Regions from separate parts of the Homo sapiens genome. Here region 1 is linked to region 2. The links are chromatin contacts, found by Hi-C in ENCODE. All regions are on one chromosome and are shown on one strand. Each heading gives the region's core, a stretch centred on a gene start or an enhancer-like site at or near the end of the contact. The rest is flanking DNA. Distances are from core to core; before and after follow the strand shown. Region 1 holds the start of ETS2 (ETS proto-oncogene 2, transcription factor). Region 2 holds the start of PIGP (phosphatidylinositol glycan anchor biosynthesis class P).

Region 1 (3,345 bases), core at 254-2,753, 1.7 Mb after region 2:
AACATACTCATGTCTCCATGGTAACTTACTATGGATCTGTATTCCATTTATGGAACTCTTTCTTGACCTATCTGTGTTCTCTAATCTGGGCCTGAATATACACTGAGAAGCCATCAGAATCAATTCAGTCTCCAAGAAATAATCACTTCCCCTATACGTGATTGTTTCAGCCGTATAGATTCTGACTGTGACTCATGCCACGGTGATACCCGGAGACCTTCGGGGACCCAGAAACATTAAGGTGCACCGATATCTCAATTATCCGGATAACTCTAGACCTAGAGTCACCATGGAAACCTAGAACCCTGAGTCACAGAGAAGCTGGGCCATTCCTCTCCCTTCCCGGTGGTGCCGCAGTTCTTGAGATGTGAGCAGCTTTCAGCCCCGTGGCCTCGCCTAAGCTGGGGTTTCCTATTTCATCCACAACTTCAGGAATCTAAACTTTCCTGCAAAATATTGAGCATGTGACCTGAGTCCAAACAGCCATGGACTCAAGCACCTTCTGATAAAAACGGAAACCACAGTGTAGGGGGTGGTTTTGACCAGGGTTTCGGAGTCAGATAAACTCAGGTTTCCACCTTGAATTTCTCATCAATCTGACGTGGCAGGTTATTCATCCTAAGGTTCAGTTCCCACCTGTGTAAAGTGGGAGCCGCAAGTCCTCCGAGAGTGACGATGATGTGCGTGGAGTGCCCAGCCCAGATTGAAGCGCGGCCAAGGCGGGTCGCTATCTGGGCACCGCTCAGCTCCAGAGGGCGCCACTCCCGCGGAGCCTGCGGGATCGGGGCTTCCCGGGAGCAGCGCGATCAGCACCACGACTCGGGGACACAGCCAGGGCCCGGTTTCTACAGGAAGCGCCTCATTTGGAGCCTTTTTGTGATAGAATGATCATTAGTCCTAAGCCCATTCAGAGGTTCAAGAATGGGGTCGGCTCAATTTCAGGGCCTTATTACCCAAGCCCGGCTGCCCTTCGGTGCCACCAGCACCACTGCTCCGTCGCTGCGGAATTCCAAAGGCAGGTTTGGCGTTAGGGCCTTGGCCCCAGAGAGGACGCCGAGCGCTCCACGGAAAGTCTCCGCCCGGCTCCCAGGGCGCACACTCGCGCGCACGTGGGGCCGAGGCCCTGCTCCCGGGGCCTCAGGGCCAGCCGGCGAGGGACCCAGCCGAGTGACAGCAGGAGGCGGAGGGAAGGTTGGGCCGGAAGGTGTCAGCCCCGCCCCGCGCTCCCTCGCCGCCTCCGCCCTCCTCTTCTCTCCCCTCGTGCGTTCCCTCTCCTCTCCCTCCGCTCCCCCAACCCTCCTGCTGCCCCCTTCCCTCTCCTCCCGCTTCTCCCCATCCTGCCTACCTCCCTTCCCCTCCTCTTCTCTCTCCTCCCCTTCCCTCCCCTCTCTCTTCTCTCCTCCCTCGTTTCCTCCCCTCCCCTCCACTCGGCCGTCCCTCCTTCCTCCTCCCTCCTCCCTCCTCCTCCCGCTCCTGAAGAGCGCGCCGCGTGGGGGACGGCCCGGTTACTTCCTCCAGAGACTGACGAGTGCGGTGTCGCTCCAGCTCAGAGCTCCCGGAGCCGCCCGGCCAGCGTCCGGCCTCCCTGATCGTCTCTGGCCGGCGCCCTCGCCCTCGCCCGGCGCGCACCGAGCAGCCGCGGGCGCCGAGCAGCCACCGTCCCGACCAAGCGCCGGCCCTGCCCGCAGCGGCAGGGTAAGAGCTGGGCCCGCAGAGAGCGCCCGGCGCGCGGCTCCAGTCCCATGGAGGGTCACCCGGGGCCTGGGCGGGGGTCGCGGGGGGCACTGACACGCAGATCTCGGGGCGCTGCCGGGGGTGCAGGTGGGGGTGGCGGCTGCTGCGAGGACTCTAGGGGCGCGCGTCTGAGTTCCGCGCCGGCTCGTTTTCCGGTTATGGAGTGGCCTCCGGGGCTGGCGGGGTCGGCCGGGGGGTTCCTGCGTGCTAGGGCCGCTGTCTTCGGGGTCGCCTAGCGGCGGGCGCGGCCAGGGCGCGCTGGCTTGTTTCGCTCGCTTTTGTTTTTAAAAGGAAACGCAGGCCTGGTAGGGGGTCCTGCCCAGTGGATGTCCCGGCGAACATGATTTCGCGAACGGGAGTGGGGGCACAGGAGAGCGTGTCCGAGGTGGCCTGGCGCCCCGGCTTTGAGGGTGACTTCCTGGAGCGGCGCCGGGCCCGGAGGATCTGGGGCGCCCAAGACACCTGAAGGCTGCGGCACCGCGGGAACCTGCGGGGCGCGGGGTGCCATGGTCACCTGCTCGCCGCGTCCAGGGCCCGGGCTGGGGACCCCTCGGTCGTGCGAGGAGAGCGTGGGGAACCTGTCGGAAATGAGATCTGGTTGCGCTGGGCTGCCTTTATTTTCTCGTTCCTACAGCATTTGAATGAAGAGGTAACTGAGTGTTTGCTTGTGTGTGTTTGGGTTGCGTGTGTGTTATCCTATTTTATTTTTTACGGCAGGAGACCTTTTATGTTAGCCTGTACACAATTTCAGGGTAGCCTAAAACAGTAGTTGACGCGCTAGTTATTTAGAAAGTAAAGAAATGAGCAGTCCCCTTTGGAGACAGGAGTAATTTATTTTAATTCGCCAGTAAGAGATTATATTTGTTCCATACAATGGAAGCGCCTGTGCGTTATCTGCCTGCCCACACCACCACCAATCAGAGAGATAAATCTCCACGTTAAGCTTTATTAAAATTCTGAGTAGTAGCGCAGCACAGTAAATGTTAGCACCGACCATCCGCAGGGAAATGCTCAGATACTCATTTCTGGGATTAGTCATTCATCTCTCTAAACTGATCGCTTTCAAAGCGAAAAAAGCAAACTACCTTCAAATGTGTGTTACAAGGTTGTGTTGTTTCTTTTTTTTGTTTGTTTTCAAATTTATCTAAATAATCTTACATAAGTGATTACTTGTTCCAATAAGGGTACTGTTGTCAGGCAAATTCTCCTTGTTTTTAAATGTAACCATTCTCAGCTGTTACATTTCTGCTCTTTATCCTTTTTTTTTTTTTTTTTTGGTTTAAAAGCAGCGATCCATCAGCAACACCAAACTTGAAATTGATTTATGTGGAAAAACTTGGCTTGTCTGCCATCTAACAAGCCCTGTTGAGTAAAATAAGCAAGCTTAAATTTGATTAGTTGTGTGTCTGCCTGAAACCATTTAGTAGAGCACTTTAATTCTGCATGGTTTTTACAAAACTCATTAAAAGCTGGACAACAAAAGAATTCTATTCTGTAGCTAGTAATTACAGCTCTTTATGTGGGAGTGGTAGGCTGCCTTTTCTCCTGGTATTTGTACACAAAAGCTGGGGAGAGCTTTTCCACTGCCTTCCACATTCATTCTCTGTCCAT
Region 2 (3,561 bases), core at 328-2,827:
CAGCTCACATGGCTAATCTGTGGAGGAGTCAGAATTCGAACTCAGTTGTAACTTCTTCACTTCACTTCAGTTTTAATAGCCTGGCCATTACATTCATCTGCAAGCTGTGCTGATGGTGCAGGCTGATATATTTTAGTTAGGGTTCAGAAGTACTACCACTCCTCCACTTTCCTGGTTTCCAAACAGTTGCAGAACGTTGGATCACGGGCACTCAATTTTCTCCCTTTTGTGTGCCTCAAAATTCTCAAATCATTTTGGGGAGAGACTTGGGACTTGCTGTGTGAGTGGGCATATTAGTGTCTTAGTGAGCATCAGTCTCCTTATCTGTAAAATGGAATGTTATGGGGTTAAATTAAGGGAGATCCAGGACGCAAACGACACACCTTTCAACCCGACTTCTCTGGCCTACTTCTCCTGTTCCCCAGATCCCGCAGGGCACACTGGTGACATCACAAGCTCCTCGGGTCCAAACCCTCTCACGCCCTCATTCAAGGCCTTTCCACTTCTTCCCTCCCTCTTACTCTTTCCTAATCAGCATCAGTGCCAGGGGGAAAGGCCTCTGTAGAAAGCCTTGACTTTCCAGTCTGGTTTCAATGTCTCTCCACCGTGCTCCCTGACACTCATCACACTGAGCATTAACTGTAGATTTACCCATCTGTCTCCTCCACAAGACCACGACCTCCTTAAGGGCAGGGACCAGGCTTTATCCACTTTGCCATCGCGTCTGGTGCTGTATAAATATTTGTAGAGACTAAAACCTCCTAGGCTAGTGCTGGCACACGGAACACTCAGCAAACACGAGATCCCTTCAGATTTTCTTAAAAAGAGACATAGGGAGAAAGAATCAACAGTTCATGTGTGCACAGTCTAACCAATGTATTCTTCCCTTGTCACTGAACGCCAGAAAAAGCCCCTGGCCATCCATCAGGAAAGTACTTACTGAAGCCAAATTGGGAGCTTAAGAAAAGAACAAAGCCATAAATCGCTCTTTCTGGCAATGGCGACGGTGAATTTTCCACCATTTTTCCTGGGGCTTTAGACAATCTGTGGAAAAGGAACACAATCAGCGTCAGCGATGTGCTCCGTGGCACCATTGATCCATTCTCGCCTCCTCGCTCCGCCGCGGGTACGGCCCCCGCCGCGCAGAACCGCCTCCCGCGCCTCCGTCCGCAACCCGCGCCCCCGCCTCGAGCGCATACAGACACCCAGGCTGGCGCGCGCCCCGCAACAGAAGGGGTGGCGGAGGATAGGGCAGGGAGGGGGGTTCTGGGGCGATAGACGCGCGCTCCAGCTCTGCAAGCGTGGCCTCCCTGTGGGAGGGGAGGGCAGGGAACAAGGCTCGCGCGGCGCCCACCAGCATGCGGGCCTACTAGGTCGCGGCGCCCAGGCCCCGGGCCCTGCCCATTCGTGGAGACTTCTATTTCTCATTCGAGGCGGGGTATGGGGGGGCCCTCGACCTCGGGTCCTTCATACGCCCACCCAGGCCCCTCCCGACACCTCGGCCACCTCAGCGCTGAGTTCTCCGCGCAAGCGCCGACTGGGGAGCCGCAGTGGGGAAGAGGAAAACCTGAGGGAAAGGCCTAGGCGCGACGGCAACCCCCACCCTGGCGCAGGCGCACAACGACCCTCCCCGGGTGGGAGCCAGCGAGCGCGGGGGCGGGCGTGATCCCGCGGCTCGCGACGGCGAAGGAGGGGGCGGTGGGGTGCGACTGCGCACGCGCGCTGCCAGCCCACGTGACGCACCTCGCTTCAACGCCGCCACCCGCTCCCTCCCGCCGTCGGCTGACGTGGAGGGCCGGAGGTGGCGGCGGCGGCGGCGGCGGCTGCTGCTGCTGCTGCCCGCGTCCGAGGCTCGCGGGCGGCGGGCCCGGGTGAGTGCACACCCGGCGCGCTGCCGGGCTCCCGGATGTGTCACCTTGTCCCGCTGCAGCCGAGATGCCGGGGGAGCGGGGCCTTCCACACCCCCTCCGTGGGTGTGTGGTGAGTGTGGGTGTGTGCGCGTCTCCTCGCGTCCCTCGCTGAGGTGCCTACTGTGTCTGCATGGGTTGGGTCCCGCGCGATGAGGGGGTGTGGCCGCCATTGCCTACCCCAGTGGGTTTGCCCCCTTGGTCTGGTGCCCCTTCGCGAGCGAGGCCCTGGGATGCCGGTGCGAGGGTGTGAGTAGTCCCTTTGTGCGCAACCCCCCGCTGCCCGTGCCTCGGCCGGTGCGTGGCTGACACCTCCGCTGGGTGGAGGCGCTCGCGTGTCGCCTCGTCGCCCCTTTTGTGTCGGTGTCCGCGCTCCCTGGCGGCTGCGTGGGCGCTCTCGGCCTTGCAGGTGGCCCCCCTTTGTGTTACTGCCCCTGTCTGTGGGCTGCGCGTCCCCTAGCGCGCGTGGCCGCGCCTTCTGCAATTGCGACCCCCGCCTAGAGCCTTGCTCGCGCAAGTGTGCGTCCTTGCGTGTCTCCGAGTGACGCAGAGTGTCTGCGCATGGGTCCTGTTGAGTGCGTGATCTCTTGTGTGCGGATTTAATTCTGTCGAGTGGGTATCTCTTGTGTGCAGGTTTCGTTGGTGAGCGTGAACGTTCGTGCACACCCCTTGCTGTGTGTGCGTGTCACGACTCTGTTGCCACCTGTTTTCGTGTGAACTGGCAGTCCAGTCCAGGGCCTGTCCCCACGGAACGGACCCAGGAGGGGGGTAACCTCGCCGCTCCCCTCGCCCCCGCGCCTCTTTCTGAGCATTCTCTCCCACAGACGCTAATGGGAAGGGGGGTGGACAGGATCGAGTCTGGCCAGCTGCTCCGCAGTGTTGACGCTGCCAGTGTGGCCTCTTCAGCCAGCCTGTTCAGGAGACAGAATAGGGGGATCAAAGATAAAAAATGAAGCCGAGACGTAGGTGAATTTGGGCTGGTACCAGTGCGCCGTGCCTTTTCCAGTGGCGCCCTGGACGCCAAAACCCCCTCAGTTGCAGAGACCTTTCAAAATATATGCACTCTCCTACTGGGCGATGCGGTCCTTAGGCGTTCTTGATGATATTTAATGGTTTATAGAGTATTTTATGGCATTCACCTAAATCTCTTTCCATTTTGCCCAAGATCCTGGCGAGGGAAACAAGGTAGAAATTTTACAGATTTTACTCCTCCGGAGAGAGCCTTTTCCTTATAACTACGACTCTAGTTAGGACATTTTTTGTTGCAAGAAATTTGCGATTTATCCTAAGGAAAATGGGATATAGTATAAGGATACCTAGGGTAAGAAACTTCAAACCCCTTAGAGACCCAGCTACTGCTCCGATTGCTCAAGGTTTCGTGCTCTGCGCTCAAGGGCTGCGTTTTGGTGTCTTTGTTCTGCCCAATTTTCTTATTGTCTAATTTTCCTTTTTTTCTTTTAATTTTTGGAATATTTCAGATATCAAATACAGAGGGGGAGCTAACCAATCCATGATTCAGATTTTACAGACGTGATTATTTAATCTTTTGCCAAATTTACTTCAGATACTCTTTTTTTTTAAAGAAATAAAATTGCTCTCAGTTCCTTCCCCTCCTTTTCTAGAGATAGCCACTGCGTTGAGGTTTGTGTATATC

Evidence for each region. A loop is a pair of places that touch in the nucleus more often than their neighbours do. Pooled maps may share reads with other maps.
Region 1: a map of CD8-positive, alpha-beta T cell shows a loop between it and region 2 (7-fold over the local background). The contact joins the promoter of ETS2 here to the promoter of PIGP in region 2. A Hi-C loop is called at or near these places in 2 of 168 maps with a recorded cell type or tissue (CD8-positive, alpha-beta T cell and naive thymus-derived CD4-positive, alpha-beta T cell) and 7 of 50 pooled maps.

Annotation. Positions count from the first base shown.
Region 1 is chr21:38,804,426-38,807,770 of GRCh38, forward strand. It overlaps ETS2 (ETS proto-oncogene 2, transcription factor), which reads left to right and starts at 1,504. Exons shown (of 10, transcript NM_005239.6): 1 at 1,504-1,695. RefSeq lists enhancers at 303-803, 337-476, 657-716, 727-886 and silencers at 997-1,326, 1,347-1,416, 1,607-1,896, 2,007-2,106, 2,127-2,226.
Region 2 is chr21:37,071,494-37,075,054 of GRCh38, forward strand. PIGP (phosphatidylinositol glycan anchor biosynthesis class P) reads right to left here and starts at 1,578. Exons shown (of 5, transcript NM_153682.3): 1 at 1,507-1,578; 2 at 941-1,044. The coding sequence starts at 1,022. TTC3 (tetratricopeptide repeat domain 3) reads left to right here and starts at 1,761. Exons shown (of 46, transcript NM_001330683.2): 1 at 1,761-1,980. RefSeq lists silencers at 1,049-1,328, 1,569-1,888, 2,109-2,168 and an enhancer at 1,476-1,770.